2 separate regions of the Homo sapiens genome follow, and region 2 is linked to region 1. The links are chromatin loops, found by intact Hi-C in ENCODE. Cell type or tissue: gastrocnemius medialis. All regions are shown on one strand.

The links. Hi-C counts contacts between places; a loop is a spot of excess contacts. Peaks named below come from ENCODE experiments on the same cell type or tissue, not always from the same donor. Only the 100,000 strongest peaks of a DNase experiment are listed, where the experiment ranks them.
Region 2: a loop joins it to region 1, with 6 times the contacts of the local background. A loop is called at or near these places in 4 of 110 quality-filtered maps.

The regions. Positions count from the first base shown.
Region 1 is chr6:161,414,717-161,422,716 of GRCh38, forward strand. The region is part of intron 9 of PRKN (parkin RBR E3 ubiquitin protein ligase); the gene reads right to left. Among named protein-coding and RNA genes, the nearest start is that of AGPAT4, 140 kb to the left of the region's middle. RefSeq lists enhancers at 669-1,194, 1,195-1,720. In gastrocnemius medialis, CTCF peaks have their summits at 3,872 (motif pointing right) and 4,075; no DNase peak of the experiment used is centred here; H3K27ac peaks cover 4,454 bases.
Region 2 is chr6:162,716,421-162,724,420 of GRCh38, forward strand. The region is part of intron 1 of PRKN (parkin RBR E3 ubiquitin protein ligase); the gene reads right to left. Among named protein-coding and RNA genes, the nearest start is that of PRKN, 7.3 kb to the right of the region's middle. In gastrocnemius medialis, no CTCF peak of the experiment used is centred here; a DNase peak (open chromatin) is centred at 4,371; H3K27ac peaks cover 5,028 bases.

The DNA of each region.
Region 1 (8,000 bases):
CCAAAGTGCAAAAGGCATGAAAGGCACATTATGCTTCTCCACCAGAGGAGGGTCTCCGCAGGCAGGGCAGCCGCTGAACAGCACCGGGAGGGTCTGTAGTTGCCAGACTCTATTATTGTGGGCTATAAATTAAGAGGCTTCCGTTTCAAATACAAACTCTCTCATCAGTCACAGGAAATTAAATGCCTTTTGAAAGGGAGCTAGGCATAGGAGGAATTCACTTTCTTCCACCTACACACTGTTGGCAGCTCCTCAGAGGGAAGGACGGAGCCTGCCATTCTGCGGAGCGTCACCTGGTTCTTACCCACGACTTCACCGTGAGTGTGGAGTCCACAGGACTCCAGAGCTCTGTGGCCTGACTGCAGGGCAGTCTGCTCCCAAAGAGACTTGGGGAGAACATGGCTAACTCAACAGAATACAGAATAACACCGGAGAGGGGCACCAAGAGAGTGGTGATCACATAATTGAGACCTAGTCAGACCCAGTAACAACTTACCGTGTCCGCGAGGAACCATTCATGCAGAGAGGCCTCCCCATTTTCTGCCTTAAACTCATTTTATATACGTGGGGAATTGAGACTCCAAGATTACGAACATTTTCAAGATCCTCTGGCTAGTAGGTGATTTAGCTTAGAGTCAAATCTAGATTTGAACAACTCCATAATCATCATAATAAACAATAACGACACTACCTACATGAACTGAGCAATGGCTAAGTAGTAAGCATGTGCCGAACCCTTTACGTGAGTCAACTTAGTTGATCCTCAGATAATCCTGCGGCAGAGTGATTGTTCCAGCCACAGATGAGGAAACGCAGAGCCTTCCAGGTGTTATAACTCTTTTCTCACGCCTCTCTTACAATCCTCAGGAAATGTCGCCCCCCCCCCCCCCCGACCCCCCGCCAGCCCCCGACCGCCCGGAACTAAGCCACAGCCACCTCCTGCCCTGGTTGCTGCAATAGTCTAATCTCTCCTGGAGTCTGCCCGGCCCCTCCTGAGCTTCGTCCCAGACAGCAGTCAGAGCAGGACTTCAGATGTTGTCAGTTCTGCTCTCACTCCCCGCCACTGCCCATTTCACTGGGAATGAGAGCCAGGGGTCCTCACCAGGCCTCCCCACTGCGTCCCTCTCTCCCCACAGTGTCTCCTGGAGCTGCATTGCTCTCTGGATGTGCCAGAACATGCCGTGGGCTTTCATCCTGCGTCACTCGACTGGGAATGCCCTGGGATCCTGCAGGTGCCCACCCAGCTGGCTCCCTCCGGGTCCCGTCTTTACTCAAATCGCACCTTCTCGATGAAGTTTACTCTGAAGTTCAACCTGCTCTTCCCATCCTCCCACCCCAGGCGCAGCAGATCCGCCTTAACTGGACTCCCCCGCTTTGCTTCCACGGCGCCTATGGAAATGCTCTGACACAGAGGTCAGCGAACCACTTTACAATCACATTTTACTGGGACACAGCCACACCTTTTGGTTCGTGTATTGTCTGTGGCCACTTTCACAGAATGACCAGTGGCCCTCAGAGCTAACAGACGCACTGCCTGGCCCTTTACTGAAAAGTGCGGCCACCTCTGCTCTAACATAACTGGAGAGCTTGATGACGGATTGGGCTTGTTTTTCTCGGTCTGTTTTCCCCCGAGGAGAGCGCACACACTGGGGGGCAGGAACTTTGTTTCTTTTGAGCACTGACGCCTCCCAGTGCCTAGAACAGGACCTGGCTCGTAGATGATGCCAGTTCATATTTGTTGAATAAATGTGTGAATGAGGCATATATTTGCTAAACAACTCACCCAAAGTCACTCCAGTGATAGGCCCATCAGCTCTCGGCATCCAAATTCAAACCCAGGCAGACCAACAGAGAGTAATAGCAACAGAGACCCGTTCTTACCAGTGACCCCCGACCAGCCTCATCCGCTGCTGCCTCGCAGGAGACAGTGTCCTATATTTGCTCATAAAAACCAGGCAGGGAAAAAGGCAAGCTACCAGCTTTTAATCTTATTAATATGGGCCAGAAAGGATGGTTCATGGTTCTGACCATAAGACAAAGTGCTTCAAGGCAAGGCTTGTATCAACCGTGCTACGGAGTTGATACACACCGAACTGTCACCCGTCCTCCTGCCCAGGGGCCTTGGCGTTTTGAAGACTCCCCCATCTAGACGTCCAGCAGATGCTGAGCACCCAGGAGAGAGGTCAGAATGCAGGATTTGCATTGAAAGCCACGTCTATTGGGGAAGCAGCTAAAGCTCTGGAATGAGGTACCAGAAAGAAGAAAGGAAGATGGAGGAAAGAACTCTGGAGGGAGATGGGGCCGAGGAAGGAGTAGGAGGTGTGGCTATGCTAGCTCATGCTCACCCCTCATTCAAGCTCCAGACCTGGGCCAAGAGCAAGAAGAGAGCTTGCTTGTGGGTCCAGAGTTTCTGATGGCAGCGGGTTTTTGATGGCCTGTAAAGTCATCTAACGGGCTTGGCGCAGTGGCTCACGCCTGTAATCCCAGCACTTTGGGAGGCCGAGGCTGCCAAATCACGAGGTCAAGAGATCAAGACCATTCTGGTCAACATGGTGAAACCCTGTCTCTACTAAAAATACAAAAATTAGCCGGGTGTGGTGGCGCCTGCCTGTAGTCGCAGCTACTCGGGAGGCTAAGGCAGCAGAATCACTTGAACCTGGGAGGCGGAGGTTGCAGTGAGCAGAGATGGCGTCACTGCACTCCAGCCTGGCAACAGAGCCAGACGCCGTTTCAAAAAAAAAAAAAAAAAGTCATCTAATGCCTCCAAGACCACACGCTATTGATTTAATCTCTGAATTAAAGGTCTCTGAATTAAAGTGTATAAATGTACCTTCTCCCATAACTCTGAGAATGGGGTTTGTGTCTTAGAAAAGAAAAAACTCACGGGGCTGGGGGTTACATCTATTGTTTCCTGTAATTGTCACAGCAGTACTCAATACACACATTTTCACAGGCAAGGAAACTCAGGTTAAATAACTTTCACAACACATTGGAAATTTAGGCTGCCAATTAGTCATCCCTCCGGCCCCCCTGGGTTTTAACCTCTAGACCTAGAGAACCAAATTAGATGAAAATACCAGCTTTTGTAAATCAACAGTGTCTAATAATCCCCCAAGGACAGGGCCCTAGGCAAAGCTGAGCTGGGGGAATGTAGACAGACCTCCTACTTTCCACTCCAAACCTAGACGCAGACTCAGTGGCCCACCCAGGGGCATGAGTAATGCTGGGAGCTGCAGGCTGGCTTCCCACGCTCCCTCCTGGGCCTGGCCCCCAGGCCTGGCTGACTCCATGGGGGGCCTGGCAGTATCACAGCGCAGGGCTCTCAGGCTGCCAGCAGAGCAGCTGTTGTGTTTTCAGCTGCTTATTCTCACTAAAACTTCTGATAAGGCCATCTGGAAAAGTATTACTGTATATTAATAAAAATATTTAAATAAAGTTACAGAATGGAGAGATTTACTTTGGAAGTATTAATATGTAATGAGTTAGACAGATAACGTGTTTGAAGCAGCCTCTGCCAATCTGTTTACTCCACGGAGAGAAGAAGAACAGGTGTGTCAAGCCAAACATCTTTCCTTGGCACTTGAACTGCCTTACTTGGAGCAGCTCTGACAAGCTTATTTTTGTGGTGGTGGTTGGGGGAACCCAGCATTTTTAGAGAAGAAAAGAGCAATCTTCACTCCAGAAAGTGAATCTGTCTATATTCATGTATCGGCCTTGACGTGGTTTGATTTTTCTTTTTAACTCCAGTGTTGGTTCTTTGCTCTTTGAAATCAAAACATTCTGTATTATTTCTGGGATTATACCCAGCAAAGTGAGAACAGGAGCTTCTTTTAGTAAATAAACGTGATCATCTTCCGCCAGTAGGTGTCACTGTTCATTTAGCACAAACCATACCCGAAAGGCAAGGCAATTACCTCGGCTAAAATAACAAGCATGTTTTCTGGAAATAAAATAACCAGTAAGTACTGGGAAAAAGATTATTTTCTTTCACAGGTGTCTCCAAATCAAAGCTGAAGTGTGAACAACAATTCACTCTTTCTATGGCCTCCCACATAGTATTTGCTTCTAGAGCTTTAGCACCATTGTAAGAATTCCTTCTAAACCATGTTTGTACCTCAGATCTAACTGCCTGACCCTATAAACATTTTGCGGTTGACTTTGCTTATAAAATGCATTGGCATTTTCACATACAGGCGGTGGAGTTTTCTAGCGTTCCAGCCTAAATCAGAAAACAATGTCTGGTGTTGCCTACACAGAAACAATCGTATATCATAGAAAATTAGAAGTGAGGCAGTAAAGCGAGTCTCTGAAAATACGTTGGATGTAAACACATCGTTTACATGAAGGACATGGAATTATAAGTTCACACAGTGACACACAAATATGTAAGGTCATTAGTGTTCACTAAATGCGTAGCTATGCAATGAAAATGGTGAGAATCCTTTACGAGCTAACGTGCTACACAGAGTTTGATGCTTCTTGTGCGTGATCTCACCTGTTCCCCCACTTATGTGACCATTTTACAATGAAGAAATGGATGTTTAAAGAGGACAGTGAGGTCCCTGCGCCACAGTGGTAGAAAGTGACCAACTAGCAGTCAACCAGGAGATTTTTGGCCCTAGAACCTGAGGTCCTAACCACAACACAGAGGGCCTTTCCTTTTTTCTTTTTTCTTCTTCTTTTTTTTTTTAAATGGAGTCTCGCTCTGTTGCCCAGGCTGGAGTGCAGTGGTGCCATCTTGGCTCACTGCAACCTCCACCTCCTGGGTTCAAGCAATTCCCCTGCCTCAGCCTCCTGAGTAGCTGGGATTACAGGTACACGCCACTGCGCCTGGCTAATTTTTGTATTTTTTTAAAAAACGGGGTTTCACCATGTTGACCAGGCTGGTCTCAAACTCCTGACCTCAAGTGATCTGCCCACCTCTGCCTCCCAAAGTGCTGGGATTACAGGCATGAACCACCACGCCCAGCCTCCTCTGACTTTTGTAAGGGAAATAATTAGATTCTGCTTGTGTTGAATAATTCTAGCCAGGCCGGAGTTCAGTTCTAGTCCTCCTACTTCCGACTGATAGTGGCTCTGAGTAGTTCACTTACCATCTCTGAATTTCCATTTATTTCACTGTGAAAGGGGGAAATTGGTACCTACTTGTGGGATTGCTGTAGAGATTCAAATACCGTGTTTAAGAAAGTTCCTAGCACTGCGCCTGGCACGTAAAAGGCACTTGTTTAAGAACTTGATAAGGCTGGGCGTGGTGGCTCACGCCTGTAATCCCAGCACTTTGGGAGGCTGAGGAGGGCGGATCACGAGGTCAAGAGATCAAGACCATCCTGGCTAACACGGTGAAACCCCGTCTCTACTAAAAATACAAAAAATTAGCTGGGTGTGGTAGCACGTGCCTGTAGTCCCAGCTACTTGAGAGGCTGAGACAGGAGAATTGCTTGAACCCAGGAGACAGAGGTTGCAGTGAGCCGAGATCATGCGCCGCTGCACTCCAGCCAGAGCGACAGAGCGAGACTATGTCTCAAAAAAAAAAAAAAAAAGAACTTGATAAAGTAAAAAACCCTGATTTTTGAAATAAATTAAGAGTAATGAATATGCAATAAAGCATTCTTTTCTGAAATGCGTTATGAGAGGTCAGGAGTTAGTCTTAAGCAGTTTTCAAAGGTGCAAGGGCTGGAGTGGCCTCAGTTTATCTGGATAAAATGACTATATATGAACAGAGATGCCAACTGTTGGTGCCAGGCATGGCTCATGGGCTTTTGGCATGATGAACAGTTTCCTTTATTTTCTTTTTTTTCTTTCTTTATTTATTTTTGAGACAGGATTCTGCTCTGTCACCCAGGCGGGAGTGCAATGGTACAATAACATCTCACTGCAGCCTCCACTTTCTGGGCTCGGTGATCCTCCCACCTCAGCGTCCTGAGCTGGGACCACAGGCACGCGCCACCATGCCTGGCTAATTTTTGTATTATTTGTAGAGAGAGGGTCTCCCTATGTTGCCCAGTCTGGTTTCAAACTTCTGGGCTCCAGTGATTTCCCCCCCACATCAGCCTCAGTTTTCTTTACTTTTTAAAAATTAAGATCCTGATTTTACAAATGAAGAAAGCTCAAAGATGAAGTTACATGTCCAAGGTCACATAGCTGAAGAGAGAATTTGCCGGGCTGCTGGATCTTGTTTTTTCCATTTGCCGTACTAAATCATGTGCTACAATATTTGTGGTTTTCCTCAACTCCACAGAGCTTGCTTCTCTGAAATTCCTATTCCTTGCTAACCCCTAATTTTGTATGTGAACCATTGGAGACAGGGAGCACAAAAGGACAGCAAGAGAGAAAGCAATAAACTAAGTAGAGAAAGGAAGGATCCTCCTGGTCCTTATGCCTTTGAGTGATGATGTAAGAAAATCATGTGAAGTTCACCTGGGTGAGCCTTTACCCTCCAGGCACTCGAGGGCCCATACCCCACACCAGGAGAGTTGAGGCATTCCTCATCTTGATTTTGAATTGATGCTTGAGTGGGGGTACTTAAGTATTAATTGAAACGTGCTGAATTCCCAACATAAATGGAAATTCTCAGGTGACTTTGAATGGCAAAAATCAGTCCTTTCTAGACAATTAATGAGTAGATATAGAATTTCCATCCAAAAGTTGTAGAAAAGTGGTTAGAAGGGAGTTGGGTATTTGGCAGTTAGGCCTGGAGTTTACTTTCTGGGTCAGAACCAATGTCCTGAGTTCATGCAGAAATCACATTTGATCTTCACTAAAAATTAAGCAGGACCAGCATGAGGGTGGATAGAGAGTATGTTGTATCTTCTGTAGTTACAGCATAACTTCCTTTCCCCATGTAGCATTAACGGGGGAATGGAGGGGACTCCGGAGATCACAGGAAGAGTTTGTTCAGATAGAGACGTTTACCCCTTGAACTGTTTCCAACCCTGGCTGTTGTATATTATTCTAAAGAGACTACATTAGATATTTAGGGAAAAATTAAGGATAGTATAAAGTTAGCATAAGAAGAACTTTTGTGCAGGGTCTACACAGAAGAAATCACATGAAGAGTTTAAAAAGTATTTTTTAAAAAGTTAAAATTTTGAAATACGTTCTTGAAATTCTGGATTCAGTATAGTCAGAGATTTACTATCAGTGGTGTTGAAGAAATTCTTGGTATATTCTTCAGCAACAGAGTGGCTATGATAATGGAAAAAGGTTAGAATTTAGTGAATTTCAGAAGTAAAGAATTTTGATAGAAAAGAACAACTGAAGTTCTTTGGATTTCTATGTAGCATTTCTGTTTAACGAGTTATCATTATAGAAACATAATCTAGTAAAGGAAAATATTTTTCAAGTTTTACTCCAAGAAATCATTTGAGATAACTGTGGCAGGATCCACATAAAACTTATTAGCCAAGGATTCTACTTAGTTCCAGTTGAAAGTAAAACAGTAATAACCCAAAATAACCGACTAAGGAAACACAAATAAAATCTTTTTTTTTTTTTTTTTTTGAGATGGAGTCTCACTCTGTTGCCCACGCTGGAGTGCAGTGGCATGATCTCGGCTCACTGCAACCTCTGCCTTCTGAGTTCAAGTGGTTCTCCTGCTTCAGCCTCCCAAGCAGCTGGGACTACAGGCACCCACCACCACACCCAGCTACTTTTCGTATTTTTAGCAGAGATGGGGTTTCACCATGTTAGTCAGGCTGGTCTTGAACTCCTGACCTCAAGTGATCCACCTGCCTCGGCCTCCCAAAGTGCTGGGATTACAGGCATGAGCCACTGTGCCTGGCCAGACAACACAAATAAAATCTTGAGAAAATTAACTTTACACCTATCTCCTCTCTTTCTTTGACTAACGCCTATATTCTCATAGATGCTCTGTTTATGCTTCATTTTCTTGTTTCTTTTTTATTCCCCCTTTCTCTGCTGAAAGAATTATGAAGAAGGAAGAAAATTTGAAAGGAATAGAGGAAAATAGGAAGGAAAAATAGAGGAAAAAAGGAAGAAGG
Region 2 (8,000 bases), 1.3 Mb after region 1:
GGACAATGTTAAACTATTCCAGGGAGCATGAAGTGTCTAACGCTCATAGGGAACTGTCAAATCAGAAAGCAATATACACATAATGGTTATTTGCTTCCACTTTGCCTGATCATCTGTTATGTGAAGTGGTATCTCCTGTCCAAAGCATAACAAAACTTCCCCTTCTCTACAGGATACAAATTAGCAACCTGGTACATATCAAATTACCCAGCTGCAATGCACTATGGGAGTCCAGGAGAATATTCACACCTTCTTTTGCCACCTGAGAAAACTACCTTGAAAAGTGAGTTATGTCCTTGGCTAGCTTCATCAACTAGTCCATACACCCTACCCGCCTGCGCGCGCGCGCACGCACACACACACGCGCACACACACACACACACACACAGACTCCTCATGTGTAACACTACTGCATTACCTTTAAGTGACCTCACAATAGGCAAAAATCAAGTTGTAGCTCTCTGTCATTCTTCCTTCATAAGGAAGTACCTAACCATACGTTCAAATGGTGAAGCATTACTGGTAACTGTGGTGGCTGAATAATGCCTCCTTGTCCCTGAAACCTACGACTGTTTCCCGATATGACAAAAGGGACTTTGCAGATGTGATTAAGGATCTGGAGACGAAGAGGCTATCCTGGTGGCTCCTGAATGTAACCCCATGTGTTCTTTTAAGAGGAAGGCAGAGCAAGATTTGATGGCAGTAAAGGAGAAGGCAATGTGACCACAGCAGCAGAGACTGGAGTGATGTGGCCAGGAGCCAAGGAATGCCAGCAGCCTCCAGAAGTGAAAGAGGAGTCTCCACAGGAGCTTCTATTAATGGAAGGGGCTAGCCCAGCGAACACCTTGATTTTAGTCCCTTTTAGTCACTTTGGGGCTGGGCACAGTGGCTCACACCTGTAATCTGACAACTTTGGGAGACTGAGGTGGGAAGATGACTTGAGCCCAAGAGTTCAAGACTAGTCTGGGCAACATAGCAAGATCCTGTCTCTACAAAAAATAAAAAATAAAAAAATTAGCCAGGCAGGTTGGCATGCACCTATAGTCCCAGCTATTCGGGAAGTTGAGCCCAGGAATTCAAGGTTGCAGTGAGCTGTGTTTGTGCCACTGCACTCCAGTCTGAGTGACAGAGGGAGATCTTGTCTCAAAAAAAAAAAAAAAAAAAAGTCATTTTGGACTTTGGGCCTCCAGAACTGTAAGAAAATAAATTTGTGTTTAAAAGTCACTAAACTTGTGGTAATTCGTTACAGCAACAACAGGAACTACACAAAAACTAATACAGTAATCTGGCCATGCCCCGATAGTGTATAATATTAAAGAAAGTGAAATTATGGTTCTAATGTTTGTTTTCCTGAAAACACTACTTTTATGACCAGAACATGAGCATAGTATGCTACCATTGAAAATTTATCTGACATAATTTGACACAAAAGTAGAATCCGTTTTAAATGTATTACCACAATGCATTTGTCCTGAAGATTGTGTTTATAACACATTGCTTTTCAGTATTTCCAAAACATTATACGCTTAACGCTGAAGATCTGAAAAACACAATCATAATAAAAGAAAACATCCCACAACCCAAAGATATAATTTGCCGGTATACTTCCTGATATTTTTACATATACAAATGGCCCCTAATGCTATCTAGTTTCCAGTTATGGTAACTAAATGGTCACATTAACACTTTTTAAAAAAGATCTTTCCCAATTATTAAGAACTCACACATATTTGTCCATCTTAGATCACTTAATCATCCTATCATCACTGTTTTAAGACAAAAAAAATCTTATTACTTCTAGGAACTTCATCTCAAATAGCATCCCCATCCCCTCTCTGACTGACTTTACCTGTATAACTTGCATTCTATTAAGCATAAGATGATTAAATTGGCTGCAAAAGCCAGAAGGGACTTTTAATGAATTTACACACTAAGAATTGTGACAACTATGTCTTGATCCAATATGAAAGTTTCTTAGATGTTGAATCTCCATTAAAAATTATTCCAGAGGCCAGGCGCGGTGGCTCATGCCTGTAATCTCAGCACTTTGGGAGGCCGAGACAGGTGGATCACGAGGTCAGGAGATCGAGACCATCCTGACTAACACGGTGATACCCCGTCTATACTAAAAATACAAAAAAAATTAGCTGGGCATGGTGGCAGGCGCCTGTAGTCCCAGCTACTCGGGAGGCTGAGGCAGGAGAATGGCGTGAACCTGGGAGGCGGAGCTTACAGTGAGCCGCGATCACGCCACTGCACTCCAGCCTGGGCAACACAGCAAGACTCCGTCTCAAAAAAAAAAAAATTTATTCCAGAACTGTCCCCCACAAAACAAAATAGAGTTCTAAAATGGGCAACAATGCCCAGAAATTGCCAGAACATAAAAAACAAGCACAGAGACTTGGTATAAAACTCAAGACACTGAGAATAAGATTATTTGGTGACTTCTTTGAAATCAAGATGATATAAAAGTCAATACCTATGTCAGAAGCTCTGCATGTAGTGAGACACGGCAGATGCCACACACACATACACACACACACACACGAGAAAGGGACAATGAATAATGGAGAAAACTCTAGAGAGGGACAAAAGGAAGAAATTCCAATTCCAATCATAGGTTGAGCATCTCACAGATTCCTAAATGAACAAGAGTGGAAAGCCCACAACAGATCTCTACGAAATATCACTCTCTGTATCATATGATTATGTCTAAATTGACTGCCCAATAAAACACATATACTTCCCATCTGATCCTATGAATTCAGACATATTCATGTAAAAACGTCTTTATATATTGTCACATGTAATTATACAAATTTGGTGAATATCAACTGGATCATGCAGTCTACATTTGTCTGTGGTCAGGAGCCCAGAGAAGCAGCACCTCAGAGAACATGACCTCACTTGTGCTTAAATCTGTACCTCTCACACTCTGGGAACTCACCAGAGAGCTATAAAGGACTTTCAGGAGAAAGGAGGTCGAATTTCAAGGGTGGAGAGAAGACCCAGGGCACAGGGAATATTATTCTTAAATCTGTCTAATTCTCCAAGGAGCAAACCTAACTTGCCCCCATCCTCTAGCTGCCCAGAGTTCATCATTCCTCAATTTTGTTTCAATGGAAAAAAAAAATTGTAATCAGGACTGGATTTGCCTGGAAGGAAAATGCAGAGCCAGAGACTACAAAGATTTCCATTGCAGACAATTCCCAATCTAGGGAATGTCTCCAGTAGGAGCTGTGGTGAAGCCTGGTCTGTTCCGGTCAGGCCACTCCTGTGATAACCCTCAGAAACATTACAACCCACAGTCAAGCCCTGTGGCAACAAGTAAGGAAGAAATTCACCTGTTGTTCAGACAACAGCTGCTCCTTTGAGCTGAAGAATGAAATATTAAATTCCAGCTTCTGAGAAAATCAAGGAATGTGGGTAAGAAAAAAATGAGGGGACAGAAAAGAGGGAGTGCAGGTAGATGTCAAAAAAAAAAAAAAAAAAAAAAAAACTAAAGGTTGACCTCAGAAACACAGATATTACAAATGTTCCTTCCTATTTCTCCATTTTATTAATACGAGCAAGTTTCAGGTGTCTACTTCCTATCATTTCATGATCTGGAAAATGGATCTACTCTGCGGGTACAATAAGCTTTAAAAATGACTACGCAGTTACAGAGGGCTTCATCACAAGATCTTATTTATGCACTGAAACTCCAAAAATATCTCACAATAGGAGTAACTGGCGTATTCAACAATTATGTAAATAAATAATAAAAAGTCTCAATCAGGACACCAATATTAACTCCCTAATCACCAATTTTCCCCCTCATTTGATGAGGGTAGGAGTAGAGATGTGCAAAATGGGTGAGGCTGCTAACTATTGAACATTCTCTCCTCCAAAGTTAAGGGCTCTCATGTGAAACTTTATGGGGGCCTCTGTTCAGGTCTTACAGTAAAAGTAAATTGGAGAGAATCATCAAGAAGCCATCAATACTCTTAAAAATACACACATCTGTCCATAGATGGTCTTTTTTTTTTTTTTTTTTTTTTTGAGACGGAGTCTCGCTCTGTCGCCCAGGCCGGACTGCGGACTGCAGTGGCGCAATCTCGGCTCACTGCAAGCTCCGCTTCCCGGGTTCACGCCATTCTCCTGCCTCAGCCTCCCGAGTAGCTGGGACTACAGGCGCCCGCCACCGCGCCCGGCTAATTTTTTGTATTTTTAGTAGAGACGGGGTTTCACCTTGTTAGCCAGGATGGTCTCGATCTCCTGACCTCATGATCCACCCGCCTCGGCCTCCCAAGGTGCTGGGATTACAGGCGTGAGCCACCGCGCCCGGCCCATAGATGGTCTTAATATGTGCCTAGGTATATGAGTCATGCAGATATCTAAGAGGAAGAAACTATTCTGCACTATTCTGGGTGACACGATATCCACAGCTCTGATGACATTGTTCTCTCCACACAGAGAAGAAACTATAAATAGAACCCTAAGCATCATGTTCCACATATCAAAGAAGGAGATACAAACTATTTTTGGAATACAAATAAAGCTTTAGTAACATGAAATAAAACACCTGTCAATAAGAGACATTAATCTATTCTACAAAAATAAGAACTTTTTAAAAAGAAATATGGCCTTTAATCAGAGATGATGTAATGACATATCAAATCAATGTCAACACCCTGAGAAAAGCCATCTCCTACTGCACAATTACCCTGCCATTCTCAGTCGAAGACTGTCCTCTATTAAACATTATCTGGACTTCTTTCCTTTGTTTTATGGAGTGAGTTTATAAACGCTTGTTCTCCGTAACTAGTGATTTCAAGTATTCTGTTTTATCTAAGAAGTACAATGAAGGTCATGAGAAGTCCTCTATTAACACTTTATCTGGACTTGCTGGCACTAGTGTAACTATTTTCTACAACGTTCTATTTCATAACTTTCTAGTACTGCCACAGACATCTTTCTAAAATACAACCTGTTCATAATGCTCTTTTGTAGATAATGGTTCAGTGACTCCTCCCTATCGCCAACTTTAAACCTACCTCCTTGACAAAGCTTATCTGGTGTGCCTGCAGCCTCACCAGATACCTTTCATTCTATTCTCTTCTCTCCCCTCCATGCCTGTCTAGAAGGCCGCCTTCACCTAGTTAACTCCTACTTGTCCTGCAGGAAAACTGGAATGGCTCCACTGGGAAACAGCTGGATCTTCCAAGCTCTATAGGCTGAGTTTTCCAGTACTTCCTTGTATAAACCTATATTATGATACCCACCTTTCAGGTTTGTAAATCTTTACTTTTCTGTACCCCTTCTAGACTATGAACAAGGACCTGATGAAGGGTAGTTACTAAAATGTTGGCTGACTCTAAAGGAGGTGCTAATTGCCTCACACTAAAAAGAGGGTAAGAGGTGACATGGAAAATTTCACATAAAGTTGGTGCCATTGGAACTGGATCTTGAGTGATGAACAGTAGTTTTGAGATGTTCAACAGAAAGAAAGGGCATTCAGATCAACGAGAATCAAATGAACAAAAGAAACATGAAAAATCACGTGTTGCAGGCATGTATGTGTGTGCTGATATGTACATACATCTTTCTAATTACTCTTCTTCTGTGGTGGTGAAGGTGCAATCTATACCACCAATATAAGCCTAATCAGCCCAACTAGGCCACAAACTTATTGGGAAGAAATGGTCATTTCTATGTACCTTCCCCACAGGCAATATATAGACAAATACAACCTATGTGTACCCATCCCTACCCAGCACCATCTAATACATATGGTATAAAGAAATGACACTGAAATAATAATCATAAATACCTATTCATTCAAGGAAAAAAGGTTTCTATTTGGTGAAAAACAGACATTTGAGTTAATCTGTTAAGAGTCCTAGGTAATTAGGAAATTACTGGGGGAAAAGAATCCTATTACTGTAATTCCTTTTAACCAAGATTCTATGCTACAGGATGAAGTAAATAAGCCAGGGAGGTGAGCTGCAACATAAATCAGCCGACTGTCACATGAGTCTCTTTAATATTACAAAATTGAGGGAGAGAAACCATTCAGATTACTACGAAGAAACATTTAAAATGAGCTCATTAAATGCAAATTAAAACAGAAACATTGAATAAGCACTGGGCTACAATTAAAGGCTGCAGAAACAGCAGGTAAGAAACAATTTTCATTGATCAAAGAACTAATAGCTAACAGAATAAAGTATTTTGCATTAAAACTGCTTTCATGAATATGAAGCATTTCGAAGTAAGAACTCTTTTTTTTGCATTTTTCAAAGAAACTTTGGAGGTAGGAATGGATTTACATATCTTAATACAAAGTACTTTCATTGTATCATTTTCAGGCAATGAAACTATGAGGTTTCAAAAAATGCAGACTTCAAAAACATCCTCAGAAATAGGGCCAAAATTGTAAAGGGCAAAGGGTCATTTTAGAGCCTTTGGACCCAAGGAAGAACTATTATATAATTACATAAAATCTTCTATGCAAAACTTTAGTAGAGCCTATTTTTGACACAATTTTACCTCATTATAAACAGAAGCTTTGGGGTACTTAGGCATAGAGCTGGTTTTCATCAACTTATCAAAATGGCAGGGCAAAGAGCAGTACACAGTATATTCAACTAGAAATATAAATTGAGACTTTAAAATTCACTGCACACAAGCTTGAAAACAAATATGCAGATGTGTAGCCAAATGGTGAAGTCGGAATATACATTCCTGATGGCAAGGGACTTTTTCTGTTGTGTTCCCTCGTTTCCCTGGCACCTAGAGCAGTTAAGGGTACATAGCAGGTGCTGGAATCACTGGATCTGCTTTTGCAAAACTAACGCACTATAAGATGAGAATGAGAAGTTTTCTTCTAAATTAATTTGAAAAGTTAAAAGATACTGTTTTTCATCTGTCAAGACGGCAAAAATAAAAAATCTTCGATGGCACATGGGAGGAAATGGGCACTCTTATACACACTGAAAGGGAGGGCAGGGCCACCAAGGACAGTTGTGCAGCTTGTACACTGAAAGGCACTACCCCTAGGGTGAGAGAGAGGTGGGGGACCGGAGATCCAGGAGGCGTTCTGCTAGTGAAAGCTGAGTCAGTCTCAGGAAGGACGTCTTTTGGCAATTTTCAGCCCAGAGGGGCAGGGCAGCTCTTTACTACCATGTTGTATTAGTGGAGGCTTTAGATAGGCTTGTAAAATTGGGCAACTTATTTTGGAAAAATTTTGAAATACCTAGGAAAATGTAAAATCTACAAACTCTTTAACTCAAATTGTCATACGATTTTTATTTTACATCTATGCTTACATGTGCAAGTAAAAAGATATGGCCACAAACACTTCTGACAACAGTTGTCTGTAAACCTAATGAGTGCTTATTTATTGGTAAATATTTTCATAATTAGTGTATCCTATAAAAGACTAGGCAGGAATCGCTGTGGAGTGGATCTGGACATGCAGATATGTAAATTCTCAAAGAGATGCTAAGTGAAACAAGGTATAGAAGAGACTATGTTCCAATGAATGGTTTTTGTCAATCAAAAATCTTCTTAAAAGTCTAAGACACTGAATGTGTATTTCAATACTGACAACATTGTTGTATATATAACCATGCACTCTAATATCTGCTGTTACTCAAATACCTAAATCCAGTTCTACAGAACATTTAGAACATACCACAAATATCCCCACTAACATTCCATTTTAAACACAAAGAATTGCTCATTTTTAAAAAAGTCAAAATATATTTTTAATAGAGGTACCAAAAATTACATTTTTCTAAATTGAATTCTTTTAAGCTTTTCTATTCTGCTTTATATCATCTTGAAGTCCTTCTCCACACTTTCCACAAAGGCACAATTTTTAACCGACTTCAATTAAATTATGTTTCTGTAGCTGCCTGGGTCAGGGCATTCAACACATCAATCACAATGCAGGTGGGAAATGTAAGTACTTTTGAAACAGTCCTCATGCCAATAAGGGAATCTTCGGTTTTGAG